Regions from separate parts of the Homo sapiens genome. Here region 2 is linked to region 1. The links are chromatin loops, found by intact Hi-C in ENCODE. Cell type or tissue: CD14-positive monocyte. All regions are shown on one strand. Each heading gives the region's core, and the rest is flanking DNA. Links, peaks and the distances in the headings are about the cores only. Region 1 overlaps KCTD12 (potassium channel tetramerization domain containing 12). Region 2 overlaps LOC105370269 (a long non-coding RNA gene).

Region 1 (13,015 bases), core at 5,016-13,015:
AAATTCATTTCAATTCAATTTGAGCACCAACTCTTAATTATTTGAGCTAATGGAGAAGGACAAAGCACCAAAAATAGAAAATCACATAATACAAATGTAAGCACATACTGATACATACAGATCATCTCAAATTTTCAGAAATTAAAAGGTTACCGAAAGTTAGTAGACTGATTTTATTGTGTGATTCATAACTTTTCCAAATAAAGAATTGCTAATATGTTTGAGCATTATGTTACTGGCATAGCATGACCAAAGGAATGACTTTCCATAGTTCCTCATTATATCTGGAGGTGATTTCAATGTTAACATTTTCTTGGCAAGTTTACGCAAGAATTTTTATTCTCTTTGTAATGTTCTACGTTTTCATGCTATTGTCATTAAGTCCATATTGTTTTTTATTGTGGTAAAATATACATACCATAAAATTTGCCATTCCTAGCAGTATTAAGTGTACAGTTTTATAGCATCATGCACATTCATATTGTTGTGCAACCATCACCACCACACATCTTCAGAGCTTTTATATCTTCCCCAACATCAACATTTTTAACAGATAGCCTCTCCCTTCTATTGACTAATAATCTGCCAAGCATTATTTTAAATTGATTTCCTGTAGCTCTTATTGAAATAAATGTAGTCTCCCAAAAGGATTGTTTTGAAGAATGGCATTTACAAATAGTATTAATAGACATTTTATGAAAGAAGATATGCAGGTGGCAAATAAACATATGAAAAATGCTCACCATTAATAATAGAATAGAAAGTCCAGAAATACATCCACACATTCACAGCCAACCGATTTTTGACAAAGGTACCAAGTATCTTTGAAGAAAGAATACTGTCTTCAATAAATGTGTTGAGGAAACCAGATACTCACATGCAGAAAAATGGGATTAGGTCCTTATCCCACACCATATACAGAAAGCAACTCAAAATGGATTAAAGACAAATTTAAGACCTGAAACTGTAAAACTTCTAGAAGCATAAGGAAAACACTTTGTGACATGGGTATGGACAAAGATTTTTTGGATAAGACCTCAACACACAGGAAACTTAAGCAAAAATAGACAAATGGAATTACATCAAAATAAACAGCTTCTGCACAGTAAAGGAAACAACCAACAGATTCAAGAGACAACCTACAGAGTGGAAGAAAATATTCACAAGCTATACATCTGAGAAAGGGTTAATATACAAATTATATGAGGAACTCAATAGCAAGAAACCAAATGATTTTAAAATGAGTAAAAGACCAAAATAGACATCAACATTTCTCAAAAGAAGACATAAAAATGGCCAATGGGTATATCAGAAAATGCTCAGCATCTCTAATCATTAGGGAAATGCAAATCAAAACCACAGTGAGATATCACCTCACACATTAGGATGCCTATTAGGAAAAAGACAAGAGATAAGTATTGGCAAAGGTGTGGGGAAGAGGAAACCCTTGTACACTGTTGGTGGGAATGTAAATGAGTATAGCCATTATGGAAAACAGTATGGAGGTTTCTCAGAAAATTAAAAATAGAAGTACCATATGACCCAGGAATCTGGCTCCGGGGTATATATCCACAGGAAATGAAGTCAGTATCTCAAAGAGATATCTACACTCCCGTGTTTACTGCAGCTGTATTCACAACAGTCAAGACAGGGAATCACCCTAAGTGTTCATCAACAGATGAGTGGATAAAGAAAATGTGGTGTATATACACTATGCAGTACTATTTAGCCATAAAAAGAGAAGTAAATCCTGTTATTTGCAACAACATGGATGAATCTAGAGGACATTATGTTTAGTGAGATAATCCAGGCACAGAAAGGCAAATGCCACATGATGTCATTTATTTGTGGAATCTGAAAAGGCTGAACTAGTGGAAGTAGAGAGCAGAATGGTGGTTCCCAGGGCCTGGAGCAGTGGGGGATGGGGAGGGGTCGGTGGGTAGAAGACGTTTGTCAAAGGAGACAAAATTTCAGTTAAGTTCAAGAGATCTATTGTACAACATGGTGACTACAGTTAATAATAATGTGTTGTATTCTTTAAAATACATGAATACTCTAAGGGAATATTCATGCTGTGGACAAGAAATTTTAAAAAATAATGGTAAGAGCGTAGATTTTAAGTATTCTCAGCATAAAAATGGTAACTACAAGGTAATGCACATTAAATAGCTCAATTTAGCCATTTCACAACATACATATTGTAAAATATCATCTCGTAGAAGATAAATATATACAACTTTGTATGTCAATTTACAATGAAATGAAACACAAAAAATAAAAACGTTTTTGTCATTTCATAGTTATGCTTCATACATTCCCACTACTCAATGCCTCAGTAACTCCATTCTTCCTCTATTTCTTTTTCAACAGACAAAGGAACTTATGTTGAAAGAGGAATCTGGTTGTCTCAAAGAGTACATGGAGAGAATATAAGGTTGTTGACTAGACTGGGATGTTTTTGTATCTGCAAAATTGGAAAATTTATTTTAACAAATATCTCATTTTGTTTAAAAACATACCATATAAATTGGCTAAGTGATATTAAAACAAAAGCATACTAATCATTTTTTAAAGCTGTTAGCTTTTAGACTAAACCATTTTTTGGTTTAATAGATACAAAATATTAACTACTAAGACAGAATTTCCATAAAGTTGTACTAATAAGGTTAGTTCCCATAGTCTTAGCTTTATTAATAAACTCGATTTTAGCTGTCCACAGCCCATAAGGACTACGGAAGATTCTTCAGAACATATCTTTAGCATTAAGCTACCAAAAAAATCTTTTTAATTTCAAAATTAATAAGCAAATAGCCTCTTTGTCCAACTCTCATAAAACTGCAAACTTTGGCATTGGGGAAAACATTTTCATATCATTTTTGTACTAGAACTTCAGACATTCTTATTTTTGAAAGACAAGGACTGAAGTGGATGGTAATGACAGCTACTAAATGTCTCCAATATCAATTTCCTTCACAGAACCGCATACAACAACAGTAATCCCCATACAACTCCGAGCCCTAGTTTAAAAATGTCCCTGTAAGGTAACGCCATGTCACAATTAAAGCAGTGAGCTCCACACAGTTTCTCTCCAAAGCCTGTAGCAATTTTAAATTAACTTCAACCTTTTTTCAAGATAAGGTGACTCCCTGTGTCTACTCTTTCTTGGCTAAAGACCATTTCTGATTAGTTTCCTATAACTAAATGAAAGCTAATACATTTGTCTGCTCCAGCTGCCATAACAAAATACCATAGACTGTGTGGCTTACACAACAGAAATTTATTTCTCACAGTTCTGGAAACTGGAGAGACAAGATCAAGGTGCCGGCAGAGTGTGTTTCATTCTGAGACCTCTTCTCTTGACTTGTCGGTGGCCACCAGCTCTCTGTGCTCACATGAACTCTTTTTTTGTAAGCAGGAGAGAGTGAACTCTGGTTTCTCTTCCTCTTCTTTTAATGATACTAGTTCTATTGGATGAGGAATCCACCCTTATGATGCCATTTCACCTCAATTACTTCCATAAAGGACCTACCTCCAAATACAGTAACATTGGGAGTTAGGGCTTTAACATATTAATTTGGGGGGAACACACACATTCAGTTCATAGCCACTAGTATCAGCCTTTTAACTGGGAAGTTGCTGGCAGATTTATCAACTGTGTCCAGATCCACAAAGTAAAATGAAGTTAAAGATGAATGTCAAAGAATTGAAGCCCCCCTAAAGCTCTTTTCAACTGTTAGAGCTAACACAAAAATATTTATTTGCCTACTTATCCCCAAATTGACTCAAACCTAGAATTAAACTAAACGATAATAACATGAAACTTCTTTGAGAGTTCTCCTTAGATACTGGGAGAAGGAGACTATGTATATGTTACAGAGGAGAAATACAACAACAATACAATAAAGTTTCACTCTTGTTTTTTGGTCTTTGCTGTACTTATGTTTTTAAAGTAATACTCCCAAAACTAGTGGGCAAAATTTTAACTAACAGCTCCGTTTCTGACATTAGCTCATGAAGAGAACTTATACTTTGAACACATGGAGTTCTGGGCAGGAAAAAATATATATATTCACTATTGTAAGGTCAGAGCATCATTGCACAGATCATTTATTTTTTTTAAGTACTTGCAACTGTCATTTTTAAAACCCACAATTCTCACCAACAGAACATTTGAAATAGTATACTCCAGCATTTCAGGGAGGTCAAATTTCTTTCCTACAACTTTTAGAGGCACCTTTTGAAACTTTCCAGTTAAGATTTTCAAAAATCTGTACCAAATAATAGCCCCAGAGGAAAGTATATAATACAGCTGTCAGTGAGCTTGACTTTCGTCATAAAATGGAAACATTGCCGAGCATTTTCTCCTTTAGCCAGAAATTCACATGGGGCTTTGGAGCAGCTGCCCTATAATAACTATTCAGAAAAAAAGATACCTGAATCAATTAGTTCTCATCCTAATCTTTCTGACTTTCAAGTCAGATGAAAGGATAATCATTTTTATATATTTATTTATGAAACTAGTTCTATTTTTTCAAATATATAGGTATAAAGGGGGATTATTGATCTTTCGTAGCATTATTTTAAAAAGCAAAGATTAAGGCCGGGCGTGGTGGCTCACACTTGTAATCCCAGCACTTTGGGAGGCTGCGGTGGGCAGATCACCTGAGGTCGGGAATTCAAGACCAGCCTGACCAACATGGAGAAACCCTATCTCTACTAAAAATACAAAATTAGCCAGGGATGGTGGTGCATGCCTGTAATCCCAGCTAGTCGGGAGGCTGAGGCAAGAGAATCACTTGAACCTGGGAGGCAGAGGTTGTGGTGAGCTGAGATCACCCCACTGCACTCCAGCCTGGGCAATAAGCGTGAAACTCCATCTCAAAAGAAAAAAAAAAAGCAAATATTGGCAAATTTCAAGTTAGTTCTTTTTCTCCCTATATGTGAAAAAAAATGAACTAACATAAGCATTCATTAATTTATTCAACTAACCTTTATTGATCCTCTATTACATGTTATGTACTATGTTGAGCCTTGGGGCAAAATAGAAAAATAAATGCTTTTTCTATTCTATAAATGGGCAAATAGATGTCGAGGGTGAGCTAAGGGCTCACTACATAACAGAATTAGGGCTGCTCTATATAATAGAGGCAAGCAACCCAAGTCATCAATGAGCCTAAACTCTTCGTTTCTCTTGCATTCCTCTTGCTTAAAAACTGTGATTTTTTTTTTATTCAATGCTTTCCAAAAAGGAAAGACAGAGAAAGAAGATATTTCCACTGCCCTTTTCTTTCTGTATACAGAAATGAGAGCTTGCTCTAACTTTGGATTCTACTCTTCCCTCACCCACCCAAAAAGCAGAATGGAGAAGGATAACGAATTATTATTATTATTATTTTTTTTTTTTTTTGAGACAGAGTCTCACTCTGTCACCCAGCCTGGAGTGCAGTGGCGCGATCTCGGCTCACTGCAAGCTCCGCCTCCCGGGTTCACGCCATTCTCCTGCCTCAGCCTCCCGAGTAGCTGGGACTACAGGCGCCCGCTACCACACCTAGCTAATTTTTTTGTATTTTTAGTAGAGACGGGGTTTCACTGTGTTAGCCAGGATGGTCTCGATCTCCTGACCTCGTGATCCACCCGCCTCGGCCTCCCAAAGTGCTGGGATTACAGATGTGAGCCACCGCGCCCGGCCCCAGGATAATGAATTATTAAGAAATAAATGATAAATAACTGGGGAAATGTTTTCAGTTACTCTAACAAAAGAGAACTCCAAATAATTAATTTTAGAATCTATCATTCCTATGCTTCATCTTTTTCACTCTGAAAAAAAGGAGGGAGGGTGAAGCGGAGATCATTCTTAGTAGCTGTTAAGTGTATTTAACAGAATTGTGAGGGAAAGATAGTGTTCATAAAATTTCAACCATGAAATGTGTGTAAAGTCCAACGATGCTAAGTTTTTTGTCATGTCTGGTAGTTATAGAAATACTTTAACTTCTATAAGTACTTGGCCAGTTGACCATTTTGCTCTCTGTTGGTGACGGTAAAGGAGAAGGCTGCGTCTCAAATATATTAGGGGCTCAATTAATGGTCGTTGAAGCTGAAAGGATGACTTCGCATTTGGGGACTTCGCATGCATAATAATAGGTGCTCAATACAGTACCTACTAAATAATTGATGAGGTCTCTCTAAAGACTCTATGTCTCTTGATGATGAGACCTAGGGATTAACAGAACATCAGAGTCTCTCATTCAAACATGGTGTGTCCAATATCACTGCAAAGAAATCTCACTCATGCATAACCTGAGAGGTTTGAAGGGAGAATAAAGATGAACAAAACCTGACCCACTCCCCACCACCCCCATTGCAGCCAGGAGATCTGCACATGGCTTCGTGTGGTCCTCTCATCTGGACTCGCATAAACAGCCTCCTTCCTGGTTTCTGACTCCTGGCCATGCCTATCAAACCCATTCCTCGCAGAGCCCCCAAACGTTCTCTGCAGAATGGAATTCTCTGATTACTTTACACCTTGCTTAAAATTCTTCAGTAAACCCTGAGAACCAAAGTTCAAATCTTGTAATGGGTTACGTGAGGCTCACCCTGATCTGGCTCTTACTGCTTCTCTATGCTTTTGTTTGGTTGGTTGGTTTTGGTTTGGTTTGGTTGTTTTTTTGGTGGGCATAGAGGGCTTTTTGCTTTTGCCATGAGGTTTCAGCAACACTGAGCTGTTTCTAGTTCTTGCTGTCTCCCGATCATTCCTCACTAAGCTGACCTGGACTTAGCAGGCCTCTCCTCTTTCTCTTCTTCACTTTTAAGCCTTTGCTCTGGTGTCTCCTCCTCTAGCAAGCCTAAGACCTGACTTAGGTATCTCCCTTTCTGACTCCCTCAGTTGCTCAGACTATCTTAGCCCTGATTTCCAAGTCATTCTATCATTATTTGGCTCTCTTACTGATCCTCAGCACTTCTGTGTCTTAGTCATCCCCGTTTCCCTATCAGATTGGCACAGTGTGGCACACAGTAAGTACTCAGAGATTTTGAATGAATGAATCCTCAATGGCTGCTCTACAAGGGGGAAAGTTGCAGCAGCCAAGTTAAGAGTTAATGGCCTAAAACAGCCTCGATGACCTCTTTTCTACTTCGCCCCATCCACTACTCTTAGGAGATCTGTGAGGGTAAAGAAGGTGCCCTTGGGCCCCAGAGGGACATTGAAACTTCTTACCTGAGCATAGTAAAGCAGAGAACTTAGGAGGCTGACGTTTTCCCTAAACTATCTCTCAAAAATCAAGCCCAGTATATGCCAACAGAAGTTCTCAACTCTACCACTACCACCATCGCCAAGTTCCTAACGGCAGAAGAGCGTGCACTCATTCCTAGGATACTACAAGCTCAGAGTATCTTTAACATGTAGGGTTTTCTCTCTTAAATTCATGAAAATTTCTCAATCCTTCCATAAAATGAAACAGATTTTTATAAATCACTTACCAGTGAAAGGACCTAATTCCCCTATCCATAGGTACATATCTTAATTAGTAAAACTGAGATTCCAGAAGGCACCCCATATTTCTTCTATAACTTCCCATCCTTTTCCAAATCCCCCCGAGGTGCCTCCTTAAGAAGTATGGGATATAACATGGCTCCTCTAGATATACTGTATACCTAAAACCAAAATATTGGTCATAATTCATTGAAAAAATCTAAAATTTGAAAGGAGGTATAAAACAAAGGGAAGGGGCCTTGTTTCCAATATAAAAGCTACATAAAACTTCACACTTATATACCTAATGACTCTAGAGTGATTTCACACCACCCCCACCAATTCCTAAAAAGCTTCCAGTGAATCCCACTGTTTCCATAGTTCCTCAAGAAGGAAAAAGTACCTCCTGGTCATTTCTCTCTTGGCATCACTTCATACAAAAAAAGCTGGACTCAAATATATTTGCATATATGTAAAAAGACATTCAGTACAGCACTCTTTGGAGTAGAAAAAAAATACCCGGAATTTTAAATGCCTATCAATAAAGGACTTACAAAATAAACGACAGCACATCTAGACAATGGCGTGTCATGTAGAATATCATGTAGCTATCAAACAAAATGAGGTAGATCATTGCCACATGTTCATGCATTGCAGTAGCTCCAGGATATGTAGTTAACAAACAGAAAGCAAGACACAGAACAGGTGTGATTTCTACAGAAAAGATAAAAAAAAAAAAAAGGGAGGCCTCTAGGAAAAACTAGCGGTTACTGGAGGAGGGTTAATCTGTATTACATTTTCAAAAAATAATGTGTCTACACACACACACTTTTAAAACAAAAGCTATCCAGAGGAAGTACAGGCAAAAGGAAAGAGGAAGGGTGAAGCCTGGCTCACTCTACCCGCCTGACTCATGGCTTCCGGTGCCATAACCCAGACGACTTGTTTCTGTGATTTCTCAATCTTAGCAGCACTGTGCCTTCTTTAGAGAGGAGGAACATCAACCACTAGAGATGAGGCAGTAAAGTGCCCCCACATCAAAAAATGCAGCTCCTCTTTCCCAACATTTTTTAGAACCTTCTCATGAACTGTACTTTTAAGTAAAGCACATCTCGAAGCTTCTATTTCCCTGTCCCTATACACAGCAAGTGGCATATGCTGCAGAGAAGTCAAAGAAAATGTTTGTGAAAAACATTTCTTCCATATTAAGTACCAGACCGCCTGGGCATTCTTGACAATAAACTCTGGGGAAAGAAGCTATTTGTGCTTGGTCCTGCTGGCCGGTTCCTTGGTGAAGAGTTCTGATGGCATAATGCTCAGCAGTAGTCCCACAATAATTTGGGAAGTGTTGCCAGTATTTAGAGAACCCCGTAAATGAAATTAGACCAGTGTTCAAGCCAATCCATGCCAAGGAGCCAAGAGGAATAATTAAAGGAGTGAATGTTTTATTCTTTAGTGTTTAATTGAATACATAACAAGTCACATAATCAATGATTCATTACTTCACACACAGGAAGGAAAACAGTAGCTAGTATTTCTGTTATACAACTGGTTGTGAACAGGAAGAACAAAAATCTTTATAGCATTAGATGGTTGAAGAAATTCTCAAAGTTTGGGCATGTCTGAAAAGACTTTGACTGCATCTTTTTTCAATATAAAGGGATTTTTTTCTTACATTTCTGTGTCATTAGAAAAATCTGATAATCTTATAAGATTTTTTCTGCTCTTCTTACATTTAGAGAAAATGGTTTAATGATATGTACTATTTAAAAAATCAGAATCCCAGATAACTCTGTGTGAATCTTACATTGTCTAGCAGATAAGGTTTTCAGATGCCTGGAAAAATTTAAACAACATATAATTTACATCTTCAAAATTAACATCCAGATGGATGTTTTAATCCTTTGTCACTAAATGGTTACTAACGCTGTTTGAGTGGTCATAAATGAATTGTCATTTGTATTCAATAGTAATAGCAAAATTTACCTGCCTATAAAGTCGCAAAAACAGTTGTATAATAGTTTACATTACAATTAATGTACCCATACCTCAAAACACATTTAGAATTTAAAAAAACTGGCTTGGAAAAAAATCACAAAAAATTTAAGTGACAACAAATCTTGATTAACTAGTCCATCTTCCTACCACACATGATTATACTCTAATGTAGATATTCTGGTTGAATTTCTTCCAACCAAGTTTGAAGGGCCCCAGTAGAAAATCAAGTGTTAATACTTTCAGATTTTTATTGTCCAAAACTGTTGACAAAGAAAAGCTAACTTCAACATAACTTGTTTCTGGCTATACAAAGACCTATTTCAGGTGCTACAGATACTGAAAATAGGAGTATTTTACTTATTTCTCAAGAGACAGACTTATGCCATCTAAGAAAATGAATTCAGTTTTTAAATGATTTATAGTAAGGAAAAACAGGAAAACAATTCCAAACGAAGGATTGACTCTGATAGGCTTACAACAAAAATATTCAGTTTACTATTTTAAAAACTAAATTGAGTAAAGTATTTGTGATTTAGACTATAAAATAAATTCTCAAGGAATTCAACCCCTCCAGTCAATACTTTTTCTTAATGTCTGCATTGTAATTTAGCATTTTGCATGTGGGAGTACACAAATGAATTGAATATTGGATCAGAATTTACCCTAACTTGAAGAGTAAAAAGTTATCAAAGTTTCACCTTACATGGCTTTATTGAAATAACATTCCATCGAAAATTCCAATAAAAATTGGAATATATTATGAGCACTGCCAATTGCTCATTTTGTCTGATATTAACAGATTATGCATTTCCTCAGAGAAGCAGTAGGTCCCATATATACAGACATATATATGGCTCTGGTTTGAAAGAGAAGACAATTTTGTCTAGTATTATGATTTATCACTGTGCTATCAATCAAAAACCAGTAGAATACATAACAACATTGAAAGGGAAAAATTTTTAAATCTCACATCTTCAAGGAATATTTTCTACAGCATATCATTTGAAAAAGTAGAATGAATACTGTTCATGGTCCACATGTATTAAAAAACATGTCAATTACTTGGTGCAAACACACAGAACCTGGTACCTGTTTTTTTTTTTTTTTTAACCACCATTGTCTACACCTTTTTAAAAATTAAGTTTGTTACTAAAAGTCCAATGTCATTCACTTGTATTTATGATCATCAAATGGTAATTAGGGCAACATATGTAAATGCATGCCTCTGAATCAGATTCATGCAGTGTTAATTATCTGAATAATTTATGACATTCTCCCAGGTTATTTGAATGGTATCTTTGGAGGGCTTACTCAAATGAACCCACAATACCTCCACTATTACAGCTTATAGGAAATTACAATCCACTTTACAGGCCTCAAAGGTTCATTCTGTGGCCCAAAGCCCATGGAGGGGAAGGGATCTAAAGGTGCTCATGTCAAGTTATTTTACTTGTTTTTTACTGTCTACCCAATGTAAAATGAATTTTCTTCACAGCCTTTACTTTAGGCTAAAAATAGACAGTTTTCTTGTATTGACTTTAACTTTAGAGGGGACAGTCGTCCCTGGAAAAAGAAGTAGATTTACTGTCCCTAACCATTAAATTCCCAGTCTTTCAAATAATGTGCGGGGCGGGGGGTGCTGGGTGTGACAGGGTGCAGTGAATAAGATGCCTATGTACAAGACAGTGGAATAGTTCACCTCAAAGGTTTACAAGATAACATTTGTAAGACTTGAGTGACAGAGGCAAAATTTTAGCAGTTTCTCAAGACTCTTGGAGTTGAGCAGATTTGAGAAGGGAAATCAGAATCGCCGAGCCTTGCCATCTGTCAGTGGTTTTGGTCTGTCCCAAGATGTTCTCAATCATGTGCTTCCTGTTGAACAATCTAACAAAATACCATACGGGGTAGAGAAATCTCTGCAACACTGACTTTTGGTCAGTGAATCAGAGTCCTAAATTATTTCAGGCTTCAAACAGATGAATTCTGATGCATTACTTAGTCTGAGACCAAACTCAACATACAAGCAAGCACAACTTCCTAGATTTCTGCTTCCATTTCGCCTAAAATTACAGGCTTTGTATATGAAGTCAATTTTACTTCTCAAAAAATGTTAGTCTAATAAAAGACCTGAAATCTATTTCCCAACTAAAAAAAAATTAGTGGATTAAAAATACAGGTACCTTGACTTTAAGTAGACAGTTAATCAACATATGATTAGTAATACAACTAATACTCAAGAAAAAAAGTATAATACAGCAAACTCAGTTTTACAATTATGTATTTTTTCCTAACCCAATTCCTCGATAAGGATGTAAGAAACTCATCAAAACATGTTGCTTTAGTATATAAACCAGCTGATGCAAATTACTGGGGTAATATAGGAAATTTTATAGCATTAGTAAATGAATTAAAAAACTAAATGATTCATGTAAAATGTTTATATATGGTATATACAGCTTGGATCACATGAGTCTAAGAATAAAACTGTCGATTTGTAACATCTGTATGGACATAGTAAGATACAGTACGAGATTCATTTTTAAAAACAAGGAAAAATAGCACTAATTTAAACACTGAAAACAGCTCTTACAAAATCCTTAAAAACGTACATCAGAGAAAGATGCTGAAAACAAAACAAAATAGGCTTCTCTGTCATCACAGAATATCCAAAGGACACCTCACAGCATGGAGCATGACGAGGTTTATTTCCCTTCACTTATGGTTTACATAGGATATGCATTGGGAATTTATTCCATGTAAGAGTAAAGGCATAAGGCAACCAGGTCTCCTTCTGTTTCTGTTGCATTTACCTATTATTGGACCATTTTATTGCTCAGCTCACTTTTAAGTACTTATTTGCCTTCATTTAAAAATATTCCATTTTACAGCTATCTACAGATAGGCAGCCCTTGGTGCTGAGTTCTCTGCAGCTCGTCATTTGAAAGGATTCCACTTAACTTCAAACAAACTGCATGAAAGTGGCATTTTCAGGTTTTCAGGTTTGCCCAGAAGTCAACGTTTGCTGGGCTTGGAGAAAATAAGGATTTTTAATAAGTGATCTTAGGTCTAAGTAACCAAAATGAAACTTCTTTTGCGCAATAGATTCCAAAATCAGGATTTATAATCAACAAGAAAATAAAAGTTCAAAAACTAAAACCCTACTGGGTAACTCTTTGGTTAGATTATATATAAGCATTAACAACTCTAAGTTTAGGACTCAAAACAGTAAGTTAAGTAAACTGCCAGGTAAGAGTAGGTCTGTTATTAATCTTTATAAAATACTTGGCATGTTTGCATTTACTATATGATATTTTTTAAATGTGCATATACTCAAACAGATGGTACAAACTTCCAACTTTCAAATCATAAATGACTATGTCTGCTTCTCCCTTCCCACCCTTCCTACCCTTTCCTCCCTCCCCACCCCACCCCGCCCACCAAGTCTTACAGCTAAAGGAAGGTCCTACTGACATTCATTGAAAGAATACAGGCTTTCCTAATACCCACGACGTGCACTATGACCCAGCTCCCTACAGTCACTGCCAGGTG
Region 2 (14,551 bases), core at 1-8,000, 57 kb after region 1:
GCTAGAGAATTGCTCAAACCAGGACCCAGGAGGCAGAGGTTGCAGTGAGGCAAGATCACACCACTGCACTCCAGCCTGGGCTACAGAGCGAGATTCTGTCTCAAAAAAAAAAAAAAAAAAAAAAAAAAAAAAAAAAAAAAGGGCTTCCCTTTTTCCCACTTTTTACCGTCAGTGACCCAGAACAAACAGCTTTCATTTCTGATTTGCAAAGTATTCCTTTAAATTGAGTATATGTTTTATGTGAATCTATAGTTTTACTGATAAAAAAGGAGCCAAAACTATTTTTTAAAGTTCTTTTTTTCTTCCGGAATTAGCTGCATTGAGCATGTGCATATTAACAGTCTTTTAAATTGTTATTAATATGAAGACATTACCCTTCCTCTGTCGGAAGGACATAACGCTGAGCCATTTGGAGTGAGTTCTGACAGATTTGCCCCAAATCACCCATATCATCTTCTTACATCTTTTTTGTGGCCAGAATATAGTTTAATGCTACAACTATTTCAGATATTGCTGTCAAATAAGGTTTTCCTTTGTTTGACATTGAAAGTCCTGAATGGGATCAAGACAGGTGACCCAAACCTGTGCTTCTCAAATTTGAATGTGCATATAAATTACATTTTCAGAAACTTGTTAAACATGGATTCTGATTCTGTAGGGGCTGATTAGGGCTGTGGCCCAGGATTCTGCATATCTAGCAAGTTCCCAGGTGATGCCGACACTGCTAGTCTGGACCACATTTCAGCAGCACAGATCTAAAGCGATGGTTCTCAGCGTGTCGTCTTGGGACCAGCAGCCCAGGCATCACCTGGAAACTTATCCAAAAATGCAAATTCTCAGGGCACACCCCTGACATTCTGAATGAGAAACTTTGGGTTAAGGCCCAGTAATCTGTGTTTGCACTAGACAGCCTGAGGATTCAGATGCACAAAATGTTTGAGAACCACTGCTCTGAAAAATTAACACCCTGCTCTAAAGTAAATTTCCTGCCAACATGGACCGATTTTATTGTTTACTATTAAGACAGAAATCAAGGCTCTCTTGGGTCTGAGACATCCAGGACAGTCTGGCCATGGCTAAGTTAACTGCAGGAAAGGAGCACTTAACAAATCTGCCCACACTGGTGAGTGGGCCCTGGAAAAGCAGACCCTGCCACCAGCTCTGGCTGAAATTTCATCAGGCAGGAGCATTCCCTACATCTGAGCATATGGATGTCATTGAAACCAGCAGTCAGCAGGAGGGAAGTCTGACAGGGGTTAGTAGAGCAGTGCTGGATTGCCCAACACAGAGATAGGCATGTGCTTAAGGTACCCACTAAACAGGGACACTAAAATAATGAGAAAAAAATTTGTGAAGAATATAACATTTTTCAAGAAAACATGAAAATAGATATCATGTTGAAAATCACATTATTCGGGTTCTTCATATTAATGTTATTGGTTAGTATGACTTGGTGTAATCTCTAGAGCCAGACTGCCTGTCTCTAAGTCCTGGCTCTACCATGTAACAGCTAGATAACTTTGGAATTTACTCATCTTGCATTGCCTCAGTTTTATCATCTATAAAATGGGGATAATGGATTTTTTGTTAGAATTAAATATTACATCAGATTTGCAAAGCTCTTAGAATAATGCCTTCTATATAGTAAGTGCTTAATAAATATTTTTATTACAAGTGTGGGGAAAGAAAATAAGGGTTCCATATTTCTTTCAGTGCTTAGGGTTTTGAAAGAATTAACTGAACAAATTAACCAATAAACCAAAGAAGTTTAACACAACTTGTGAGAGATTAGACAAAAGTCAGAAATGCAAGCAGATAAGAGGAGCCATCTGAAGAGATCTATGGGTCCTAGAGAAAGACCAAGCAAGAGTAGGATAGAACTAGGGAAAGGGCAGGACTCTGCCCAAAGTCAGGTACGTATCAGAAAAAAGGAACACACCTTAAATCTCTGGGGTACACATTAGGAGATGTGTGTGTGCTGGCCACCCACAAGGATGTATCATCATCAGTAACTCTCAGAACTTAAGGCCGCACCACTGGCTCTCACCTTAGCTGCAAATGGAATCACCTGGGGAGCTTTCTAAAATACCGGTACCTGGGTTCTACCCCCAGAGTCTGTTTCATTGGTCTGGGGCATTACCTAGGCATCAGAGTTCCAAAATCTCCTCAAAGTGAGTTTATTAGTGTCCAGGGTTGAGTGTCTTGCATCTTTTAAGTTTGTCAGCATTGATCCTGGAAGTTGTGATGGGCCCAACTGCAGGTAAATGAGAAACTCAAGGATAGGAAAACACAGTCCGTGCTTATTCATCATCTCCACATTCTTTTTTTTTTTTTTTTTTTTTTTTGGAAATGGAGTCCCACTCTATCGCCCAAGCTGAAGTACAGTGGCACGATCTCAGCTCACTACAACTTCTGCCTCTTGGGTTCAAGTGATTCTCCTGCCTCAGCCTCCCAAGTAGGTGGGATTACAGGTGTGCACCACCACACCTGGCTAATGGATTTTATTTTTTTGGTGGAAACAGGGTTTTACCATGTTGCCCAGGCTGGTCTAGAGCTCCTAACCTCAAGTGATCTTCCCACCTCGGCCTCCTAGAGTGCTGGGATTACAGGCATGAGCCATCGTGCCTGGCCCAGGTTCTTTATTCTTCATATTTATGCTCTAGACTTAGTTCCTTCCAAGCTGTTGCTAGTACATAGGGTGCCTTTGTGCAATTCAGAAGCACATTTTCCTTCTTCAGGATGCTTTGTCAAGAACTGAGAACGGTCTGAGATGTTGCCCTACGTGCAAGCTAACGGGTAAGCCTATCGCAGTTTCATGGATGGTGGCAGAAGACTTGAGACTTCTTGCTTTTGGACTTGTTTTATTTTTTTAATCATCTCATTCCTCAGATGATTTCCTATTCATACTTCAACTTTTTACTAATTATTTACCCGAAGATTTTGATACTTTAAGACATGATCAACTCCATATACTACTGGGCCTAATCCTCGTTATTGGCACATTGAAGCAACATAAGCCACCTCAGAACTGAGAAATACAGATTAAACTAGCCAAATCCATGACAATGACTGAGTTGTGTACAAATGACCCATACCAAGTATTAGATGAAACAAGAGACTTCCAAGAATTGGCATGGCCTCAGGGAGACACAATGTGCCACTATGTCTGAAGATGTGCCATAACTGTTAAGCTGCCATCTTACCAGTTACAAGAACTCAAGTTTAATCTCTTGCAAGAACTATACTGAAAAGATGGCCTAACAACTATGTGCTGTCACGTGTCTGAGTGTTGCAACAACAGGTGAATGATTAGTATGGAATTTTAAAAGGGGAACAAAGACAAAGAAGGAACAGAAGCTAACTAGCATAAACTGGGGAGAATTTGTATCTGGCAAATACCAACAGAGAAGTATCTGCTATGTTGGGGCAGGGACTTCCAACTGGCTTTCCCAAGGCCTTGGTAAATGTCCCTCCAATCCTGTGACGGTTAATTTTATGTATCAACTTGACTGAGCTAAGGGATGCCCAGATAGCTGGTAAAACATTATTTCTGAGTGTGTTTGTGGGGGTGTTTCTAGAAGAGATGAGCATTTGAATCAGTAGACTGAGCAAAGAAGATCCGCCCTCACCAATGTGGGAGGGCATCATCCAAGCCATTGAGGGCCTAAATAGAACAAAATGTCAAAGGAAGAGCAAATTTGCTCTCTTCCTTCTTGAGCTGGCACTTGCATCTTCTCCTGCCCTAGGATGTTGGAGCTTCTGCTTTTCAGGCCTTCAGACTTGGACTGAATTACACCATCTTTTAGTTCTCCAACTTACATATGGCAGATTGTGGGACTTCTTGGCCTCCATAATCATGTGAGCCAATCCCCATAATAAATCTCTTATATGTTTACATATATCCTATTAGTTCTATTTCTCTGGAGAACCATGACTAATACACCCTCCCACTGCTTCATTCCAGTTCCACATTTGGCAAGCAACATTCCATGACTCATCTGGCTTCCCAGCCATGTTGCTATAGGGAAGGACCCCAGATAATGAAAGAAACTAGCCTTGCAATATAAAGGAACTAAAATGATACGTTGGCATTCTGATCTATGCATCAGACTCTCACCAGTTTGTTAGTGAGACTGTCATTTCCCCGGTGGCAGATTGCCTGTAAATCCTCAGTACTAAAGCTGGATCCAGCCATGGACATGCAGCTGACGACATGAAGGCATTTTCCCAAGAAGGCCACCTGGCCTCTCTAAACTCCCCCTCATTACTCCCTGATAGCAACTGGTCCCACCCCAGGTTTCATCCTATCCTAAGGTGAGTGCCTGAGCTGAAACTGGTCCCTAAAATTCCAGAAGTCTTTGGAGACAGGGCAATTCTAAACCCTTCAGGGAAGTCCCTGTTGTCCAATTTAGGACATGCAAGCAGAATGTCACTCTCAAGACTGAAATATTACTTCTCAACTGTTTAAAGACCAGAATGGGATGAGGACTTGGAACTGCCATATGCACCCAGGATCCATATTTATTCATTCAGCACCCAGAATGTGGTAGATAATAGATACTATAGATACAGAGGAAAATGAGATGGAACATTAACCATGGGCTGATATTGTCACAGGACTAGTTATCAGCTTTGCAGGGCTTGAGTCAATCAGTGGACCCAAAGTTGACCAGGATCTTGGGGACTCACTCTCACTAACCCAAGTTACATGAGAATGAAGAGTCAAGCAGAATTCCAATTTGTTAATTTATATTGATCAGAATTTTATCATTTCTAGTGTCTATAAGGAGTCTGCTATTAGACCGTTCTCTGTATCAAGGTGCCTGGAAAGGCAAGTTATCAATGTTCACTCGGTTAGTTAAAGGAAGAATGGATGCTGAGGGCCACCTCACACACAACACGGGAATGCCTAACTTTGATGGGTGCCTCCATGTTGAAAAACTACTATCTTTATAGCAATCCTGTCACCATGATATGAAATTTGTTTTTCTCTAGAAAATTAGCTAATACAGATGGTCACCCTAATTATCAAGTAAAGTTAGAATGAGCTGTGTGACAAATGGTGCTGTCATGTCTTCTTGAGAACTAGTTATTGTTTATCTTGACAACATGCAGGTAGTGGGTTGTATCTGCTTGGTTATATAAAAGGATGAGACTTCTGTCTTTGCCATCTCATAGAGGATTGCCTGTGATGTGCATTACATTCTGGTTTAACGCTTATTGAATAATAAATGTGTTTTCTTTCTCTGCTTTCTCAATAGAGAGGATTTCTGGGCTGGGAGGAGATTTTGTTTTTAACTGTATTTCCCTACCATCTTATTCTTCCACATGCACAGTCCTTAGCAGTGTTTCTCATGTATAAAAGATTTTCTGTTGATTTCTACCATTCCTTTTCCTATTTTCACACATCTAAGAGCAAGAAGGATTTTTTTTTTTTTTTTTAGTTTGTGGGGAAAAAGGTAATACTAATTCAAAATATAAAGCCATAGTCAGAAAGTTTGAAAATCTTTGCAAACTAGATTTTATTAATAATGTTAAACGGTGAGGGTGGGGAAATATGTTCTTAGTGGATACCAAGGGGTAAAAAAGAAGGGAAGGAGGAAGGGAGCTACATGAAGTAGGAATTCTGGAAGGCAGAACCCAAGTAGTCATACGGAAGGTACCAAGCCTTCGAAACATCACAAGAGGCTACATTAATTCTAACTCTTTTCCTAAAATTTGGAGGAAGTATTAAGATGTTGAAATGCATAGCTAATTTGCATACTTTGAATGAGTCATGACAAATATTTCAACTGACAAGAATTTTTCACATTGAAACATGATGATAGTGAGCTTTTTGTATTAGCTGTCATCCCTATAATATTCAGAGACGGTGTTATTTTGTGTAATTCACTTGGAGGGTACAGATCTCACTTACCCACTCACAAAACAAGGGTAATGTGTTGGGGTATAAATTTAAAATCCAGGAATGTGTGATTGCATTGTGCTGTAAGTTCATGCTATGTTTTCACAAAGGCTAAAAGGTTAGCAAAATAAAGATAATTTATGAGAAGCAAAATAAGAAATTGGAAAAGTACATATAGCAGAGAATCTTGTGGACCCATATGTTTTGGGCACCAGGGAGATAGACGATATCATGGCTTCTCAGTGATCTGTGTGAGGGAGCCCTCAGCACTCATTCTTTCCCTACTAACCAAGTGAGCATTGTTAACTTGCCTTCCCAGGCACCTTGATATAGAGAAGGGCCTCAAGAACACACTCCTGTACATATTAGAAATGATAAAATTCTGATCAATGTAAATTAATAAATTGGAATTCTGATTGATTCTTCATTCTCATGTGACTTGGATTACTAGAGTCAGTCCCCAAGATTCTAGTCAACTTTGGGATTGAATCAATCCCTGCAAAGCTGATAACTAGTCCTGTGAATATGTGGTCACTCGCCAAGATAAGCCCATGGGTAATGTTTCCATGGAGTCCAGACTCAGCAATCAGCTGATGGCTCTTTGTGATTCTCTCTCTCTCCTGCCCCTTCTCTCTCTCCCTTCCTTACTCCCTCTCCTCTAATTTCACAAAGCCATTTTTAGAATTCTCATTTATCACCCAGGTGATCCCTCTTTCCCATCATAAAGGTTGTAGCCAATACACCTATAACAAATGAGAAATTAGCAAGAGAAAAGCATAACAAGTACACTTGATCATAGGTTTATGTGACATGGAAGTTTTCAGGATGGAGGCCTAAAAATACAAGGGAAACTGTTCATTTTTACGCTTAGGTTCTATGACGTAGGGACAACCATTTAGAAAGGGGATTGGACAAAAAGGGTATGAGCTAATGGGAATAGACTCAGTGGGGGAAACCCAGAGAGGCCTGCATGCCCAGATTCTTCTTGGCTTCTCTGTGCAGCACTCCTTTCTCCTGGGTAGAACCGCTGTGAATGAAAGTCTTTTTTTTTTTTGAGACAGGTTCTCACTCTGTCACCCAGGCTGGAGTGCAGTGGCACGATCTCAGCTCACTGCAACCTCTGCCTCCCTGGCTCAAGCAATTCTCCCACCTCAGCATCCCGAGTAGCTAGGACTACAGGTGTGTGTCACCACCCAATTAACTTTTGTATTTTTTGTAGAGATGGGATTTCACGATGTTGCCCAGGCTGGTCTTGAACTCCTGCGCTCGAGCAATCTGCCTGCCTTGGCCTCCCAAAGTGCTGAGATTACAGGCATGAGCCACTGTGCCCAGCCTGAAACAAGAGTCTTAATTTCTTTATGGCCAGTTGTTACACAGAAATGTGGGGGAAGGTTAGAGGAATATTTTTAGGCTCTATGGCTGGCTTTAGGGAAAAGAGGTTCTAATTTCTATGCTTTGCCTCAGGGAGAATGAGGGGCGAGAGACAGGAGGGCAAAAGGTTGGAGACAGACTTTGCTTCTGAGGCTGCTTCTGAGGCTTTCATTTGAAGGTATTGTTTTCTGAGCCCCAACAACCATAAAAATACAAATGGAGAAGGGGATAAAATCACCAAGATAGCAACAAAATATCTTGCTTAATGATCTATGATTTACTAAATGGGACAGTCAAAGCCACATGAAAAAATATGAAAAGCAGGCCGGGCACAGTGGCTCATGCCTGTAATTCTAGCACTCTGGGAGGCCAAGCTCAGGAAATTCTAGCACTTTGGGAGGCCGAGCTCAGGAGTTCGAGACCTGAGCTCAGGAGTTTGAGACCAGCCTGGGCAACACGGTGAAACCCCGTCTCTAACTAACATACAAAAGAAATTAGCTGGGTGTGGTGGCACATGCCTGTAGTCCTAGCTACTCAGGAGGCTGAGGCAGGAGAATTGCTTGAACCCGGGAGGCAGAGGTTGCAGTGATCCGAGATCGCACCATTGCACTCCAGGCCTGGCAACAGAGCAAAACTCTGTCTCTAAAAAAAAGAAAGAAAGAAAAGAAAAGCAGATGATGACAGTTCTTAAGGGAATATCATCATAACTGAAGAGCCAAGCCCAATAATGCGTGGCATGCCACCGTCCCCTCTGAAAACGAAGTGACCACGGAAGTCCCACGAGACTCCAGCAGCCCTGACCACAGCCGATTGGACCCACAGCAGACACGGAATATTCTAACGTTTAGTGTAATCCAAAATGAGATGACAGAGGCAGGGTGAGAGGCTCACACCTATAATCCCAGCTACTTGGGAGGCTGACGTGGTAGGATCACTTAAGCCCAGGAGTTTGGAGTTACAGCGAGCTATGACTGTGCCACTGCACTCCAGCCTGGGAGAAAAAGACTCTGTCTCAAAAATAAATTAATTAATTAAAAAGAGATAATAGTGAGTAAACCTGAAGCTCTCTCTGTAGGTCTGTGACCTGCATATTTTTTAAATGTTAACACTGTAATATGAAAGCGTGGCTGAACAGTTAGCCTTGCTCTTTTGGCACCCTGACCAGTGCCTCTCACTTTAGCTGAGTTTAAGAGCTTCCTTAAGAAATGACCAGCAAACTCCATGATCTCCAAGCCTAAGGGTGGTCATTTTAGCTTGGGGAATTGAGGACACAGAGGCAGGTCGACAGCAGTCAGAGAAATCCTGCAGTTGAGGGTCATGTCCCAACACTACAATCTGACTTAATCTGTATTTGTCAATATATGAAAGAACAATGCAGAATCACTGGACATGAATAAAACCAACAGCATGAAAGAGAGGTGCCAAGATGAAGAAGCCTTGTAAAAGGTCCCAGAAGAAAACTTGTATTTAATATTTGAAGTAATTTTCTCAAAGACACTGAGAAGTTACAAGATTCATAAAACAAGATATTACCGGCCATGCCAATGGATATGTTAATTAAGTTCACACTTACGGGCACTAACTCCAACAGAAGCTTCCACTTTCACAATGTCTCAATAGCCAATTACATGTGATCAAATTCACTGTTTATACAGAGGACTTCACACACCACCAACCATGCAATTAATATCAACGCACAGGGAATAATCAGAGGCAGGTAACAAACCACAGCAACCGTGCTGGTGACCAATGGTTAACACACCAGTCAAGTGGGTCCTGAGTCCTTGGTAGGGTCACTGCTTCTCTCTGCTGACATCCACCAAGACAGGAGAAGGTCTCAGACTTACCCCGGGCAGAGTCTCCAAAGGCATCTCTGAGAAGGCCTGGTCTTTGCTGCTTTTATAATCCTCAGCCACTTTTCACTTTCTATTGGGTTCAGTCCAGGTCTTCGGTGGTACCTGGTGACAACAGGTGCTATTACCTCTGTCCATTACATGTATGTTTATCACATTGAGGCAGGTGCAGCTTCACTGTGGGCTTAATGCAGCTTGACATGAGTGACTCCCTTTTGAGACATTAGGATCACAAACCATTATGACATATCATAAGAAAACACTGCTATGTAAAATGTTCATCAGAGAACAAGAGTTAGTATAAAAGAAAAACATGGTTGCCAAAATAAGAAACATATTAGGAGCTGAAAAGCCAAATGAGCACAACTGAGGAACAAATTAGTGATTAGAAGACCAAGTCATACAATTCTACCAGAACACTGAATGGAAATTCTATGCAAAACTATGGAGATTATAAAACTCAAGTGGAGACAAGGAGAAAAAATCCAGAGTCATAATAATCTATATTCAGAAAGAGAAATAAAGAAGAAATGGAATCCAGAAAATTGTAGAAAATTGCTCTGAGATGAAAAAAAAGACTTGATATTCCAATAGAGTCTCTGGTTTGAAATGGGAATATCAAAAGAATGTAACTAGATTTCTGCTGTTGAGATATTTAACTATATTGCTTTTAAAGTCTGGGATAATTCTATATTTAAGTTTAAAAGAGCACAAACTACCTCAATTCCATTCTGTCTGCTAAATGTGCATAAACAATTTCTGCATGGAATATTTTTTAAAGTCTGCTGGATTTATTCAAATAAGGCATCAATCCATCTTACTCTGTTTTTAGCAGACATTTGGTACAGGGCAATACAGCCCATGGATAATCACTCAATGTTTGCTAGTTAACTAAGAAACACTAACAGTCTATTTGATGCTTATGAGAAAGCAACAAACAATAGTTTTCTTCAAGGTAGAATGATTTGGAGAATGCATCATAACCATGCTGAGCTTTCACAAATGTAAAGATTTCTTCACAATAAAATATGTTGAGACAGTCATATTTAAGCAATGCTTTTACAGCCACACAGCCATTCAATTGTACTGATTCCTCACTTTATAGTCCCTGCAACTTAATCCCTTCCTGTACGCTTAAAAAATTCCATACAAAGTTTAATAAAACAAAGGCACAATGTACATATACATACAAAATAAACACTGACTCTATGAGGCATTCTCCTAAATATTCGTTTTTAAATATAGTTTCTTAATATTTTACACCTTCCTTGTTAAAATGTGATGCTGTCGACCAGCCTGGCCAACACGGTGAAACCCCATCTCTACTAAAAATACAAAAATTAGCCAGGCGTGGTGGTGCGGGCCTGTATTCCCAACTACTCCAGAGGCTGAGGCAGGAGAATCACTTGAACCCAGGAGGTGGAAGAGGTTACAGTGAGTCAAGATGGTGCCATTGCACTCCAGCCTGGGCGACGAGAGCGAAACTCTGACAAAAAAAAAAAAAAAAAAAGAGGAAGAAAAGCAAAGAAGAGAAGAGAAGAGAAAGGAAGAGAAGAAAAGAAAAATGTGATGCTGTCCTAAGGGCTGGGAAAAATGGAACCAGAACAATGGCATATAGATAATGGCCTAAGGTGGAAACAATTTTGGTAATTGTTGATAATTGTTGCTGTTGTTATTTTAAAGAAATTAAACACAATTTGCCCCAAGTTTCATCTTTTATAAAACCATTCTCATGGTAAGTACGTTTCAATGACCCAAATGAATTAACAAAAAATTAATCGGGGAAATGAACCCTGATTGCTACCGCTGTATTTTCTCCTAAAACATTGGCTTACAATCAAATGAAACTTAATCATAACAATCCAGAGATTGACTCATCCGATGTTGCCCAATAGTGGCAAAGAAGGGCAAGTCAGAAAAAAAGGAAACTGAAATTCAAAGACTGTAATCAGCTATTTTGGACAAAATTAAACAAATTAAATGGCTTTTCTTTTTTCAAAATAGTCTCTATTCTCACATTCCTGATTTGTTGTTTCAAATATTTCCAGTTTACTCTGACAGTTCACATTCTCCCACAAGCATCCCTTATAGGGGAGCTGCTGTTATCAGGATGAAGATAAAGATCTATTCATTGTATTCTATTTGCTGGCAGACCAGCACTCCAGAACAGGATAAAAGCCACAGCCATTAAAAAATAGATTCTCGGCTCGGTGTGGTGGTTCACACCTGTAATCCCAGCACTCTGGGAGGCCGAGGTGGGCAGATCACCTGAGGTCAGGAGTTCAAAACCAGCTTGGCCAACATGGCAAAACCCTGTCTCTACTAAAAATATAAAAATTATCCAGGTGTGGTGGTGGGTTCCTGTAATCCCAGGTACTCAGGAGGCTGGGGCACAAGAATTGCTTGAACTGGGAGGCAGAGGTTGCAGTGAGCCGAGATTGTGCCACTCCACTCCTGCCTGGGTGACAGAGCAAGACTTTGTCTCAAAAAAAATAAACAATAGATTCTCCTGACACATTTCTGTTGGGGATGAGGGCATGAGTTAATATGACTGACTAATTGAAAGCATCAGGTTTGCATTAATTCATTCAACATTTACTGAGCACCACCTATGTGTGAAGTTGTGTGTGAGACCCTGGGATATTGTGATCAACAGGGTAGATCAGTTCCCTGCCTAAAAAGAATGTTCCTATCTAACAAAGGGTACAAAGAGGGGAAACTTATATCCCCTGGGAACATACAGGTAGGGCACATAACCTAAACTTAGGATGTTGTGGTGGGCTCTTCGATGTAGTTCTTCCTTTTTTTTTTTTTGTAGAGACAGTGTTTCTGGACCAAACTGAGGGTCGGGCTGCTTATTCTCATGGCCCAATAATGAGATGCAGATGAACTGGGAAAGAAGCGAGGTTTTTATTTCTGTAACCAGTTACAGGGAGAAGGCCTGGAAATTATCACCAGACCAACTCAAAATTACAAAGTTTCCCAGAGCTTATATACCTTTTAAGCGATATGTCTGTGTGTAAGTGTGCATTCATCTAAAGACATACATGATTAACTTCTTCTAATCTATGACTAAGATCTGAGTCCTGAAGACCTTCCTCTGGAGCCTCAGTAAATTTACTTAATCTAAATGCATTCAGGTGCTGGAGTGATTACCCTTAATTTGTCTGATGGAGGCAAGATCATGGAAGTCTGGAGAGTTCCTCTAGTCCCCAGTAAAGCTTGTTTGTGAAGGTCTGAGGAGTTCCTTCAGACCCACAAGAAAACTTGTTTAATCCTAAATGGGTCCTGTTAAGACTTCCTTCATTATTTTGTCATGCTATAAGACCCGGGAAAAGCCTAGGCAAAACTCTTGGTGGGCTTTTGTTGCATTCTAGCCTTTGTATGAGGGCACTGCCTCTATCAGCTTTTAACATTTAACCTAACCACTCAGTCAGTGCTGAAACAGTTGTTATGTAGGCCTGGGTTAGTGAGACCTGGCCTGCCACAATGGAGTCTCATTATGCTGCCCAGGCTGGTCTCAAACTCCTGGGCTCATGTGATTCTCCTGCCTTAGCCTCCCAAAGTGCTGGGACTACAAGCATGAGCCCAGCCCTAGATGTAACTTCCTAAAGTAAAAATTGTGTAAAACTTTAGACAGGGTTTTCTCAACTTTGGTGCTGTTAACATTTTGGGCCTGGTAATTCTTTTGTTGTTGGGGTTGTACTGTACATTGTAGAATGTTTAGCAACATACCTGGACTCTACCCATAAGATGCCACAATTTGGTGACAACCAAAATATCTCCAGACATTGCCCAATGTCCTCTGGGAACAAACTCATCCCCAGTTAAGACCACTAGCTTAGATGAAAGATAAGAAAAGGGAAGTTGTAGAGTGAAGGAGAAGAAAAAGGTAGAAGGGTAGGGAGAGAAGACATAAGAAGTAAGAGGGAATCGTTGCTACAAAGGTCCCTTAGACAATAAAAATCATGGCCCCATAATGGGTGGTGGGTGGCAGACGCTAAGCTTGATTTGAGCATGAAGAGATAACTACAGTCTTATAAGGGCCCTTATAAGTCATATTATCAGCTTGGAGCTTTATTAACTATCTATTGCTATGTGTGATGGTTATGTCAACTTAACTGGGCCACATGGTGCCCAGATAGCTGGTCCAACATTACTCTGGGTGTTTCTGTGATAATGTTTTGGATGAGTCTAACATTTAAATCAATAGATTGAGTAAAACAGATTTTCCTCCCTAAGGTGAATGGGCTTCATTTAACCAGTTGAAGACCTGAATAAAACAAAAAGGCTGACCCATCCCAGGATAAGAGGGAATTCCCCCCACCCACAAGAAAGATGGGCTTTTGCATTTTTACACAGAGCATTTTAACTCCTTTGTCCCAAACTCTTCCCTAATAGGATTGAAATGGAACCTCAAGGCTCATGGAGATTTCCTCCATAATTTAAATGCTGTCTTCTCCAAAGACAAATTCTGCCACCATATCTAGAACAACAGGTTCAGATTTGAAATCACTTGTTTTTGGTACCCACTGTAAGTGCAAACCAATTGGCCAGAAGTAGGCAATCCAGGGGAAGTGGCAATTGCCCAGAGGAGCAGAGTTAATTCCAGGCAAGCCATATCATAGTGATCGATAATAGGCAAAGAGGCCTGGACAAGCTGTGTTGAAGCAGACTCCAGCAATAGCAGGATGGCAGGGAGGAAGGCACTACATTCCAGAAGCCAGGCAGAGGATCAAGAATCAGAGATGTACAAATATGGAAAGAGCCATTCAGGAATGAGCAAGGGTACAAGCTGGGGAAAAGTTCATTAACCCCCAATGCCCTTCCAGGTTCTTAATCTCAAGTTGCCAGAAACTTCTGGATGGCACATTTGTCTCTAGACAATGGTGACCAACAGGGTGAAGTGGAAGGGGAAAATGGGTGTGTACATTAAATATTGCACGTCACATTTTACCTAACCGATTTGAGGGCATTTGATTGTTTTCTTTTCTTTTTTTTTTTTTTTTTTTTTTGAAGGGTCACGCTCTGTCACCCAAGCTGGAGTGCAGTCGTGTGATCATAGCTCATTGCAGCCTCAATCTCCTGGGCTCAAGTGATCCCCCTGCCTCAGCCTCCCAAGTAGTTATGACTGCAGGCACACGCCACCACACCTGGCTATTTTTTTTTTTTTTTATTTTTTGTAGAGGCAAGGTCTTGTTTTGTTGCCCAGGCCGGTCTCAAACTCCTGGCCTCAAGTAATCCTCCCACCTTGGCCTCCCAAAGCACTAGGATTATAGGTGTGAGCCAATGCACCCAGTCATGTTTCCAATTTTTGATCTTATAAGCAAGGGTATGAATTTTGTTTGTGTGCAGGTGGAGTTTTTTCCCAAAAATTTTCCATACATCCATGCTTACTTCCTTAGGATAAATTTTGAGAAGT

Evidence for each region. A loop is a pair of places that touch in the nucleus more often than their neighbours do. Peaks named below come from ENCODE experiments on the same cell type or tissue, not always from the same donor. Only the 100,000 strongest peaks of a DNase experiment are listed, where the experiment ranks them.
Region 2: a loop joins it to region 1, with 4 times the contacts of the local background. A loop is called at or near these places in 2 of 110 quality-filtered maps.

Annotation. Positions count from the first base shown.
Region 1 is chr13:76,871,279-76,884,293 of GRCh38, forward strand. KCTD12 (potassium channel tetramerization domain containing 12) reads right to left here. Exons shown (of 1, transcript NM_138444.4): 1 at 8,897-13,015. Among named protein-coding and RNA genes, the nearest start is that of KCTD12, 8.6 kb to the right of the region's middle. In CD14-positive monocyte, for the core only: no CTCF peak of the experiment used is centred there; DNase peaks (open chromatin) are centred at 8,403, 11,323 and 13,013; H3K4me3 peaks cover 5,969 bases; H3K27ac peaks cover 6,780 bases.
Region 2 is chr13:76,933,638-76,948,188 of GRCh38, forward strand. It overlaps LOC105370269 (a long non-coding RNA gene), which reads right to left. Exons shown (of 4, transcript XR_001749929.1): 2 at 9,124-9,234. Among named protein-coding and RNA genes, the nearest start is that of ACOD1, 7.6 kb to the right of the region's middle. In CD14-positive monocyte, for the core only: no CTCF peak of the experiment used is centred there; DNase peaks (open chromatin) are centred at 3,294, 3,984 and 5,754; H3K4me3 peaks cover 552 bases; H3K27ac peaks cover 2,792 bases.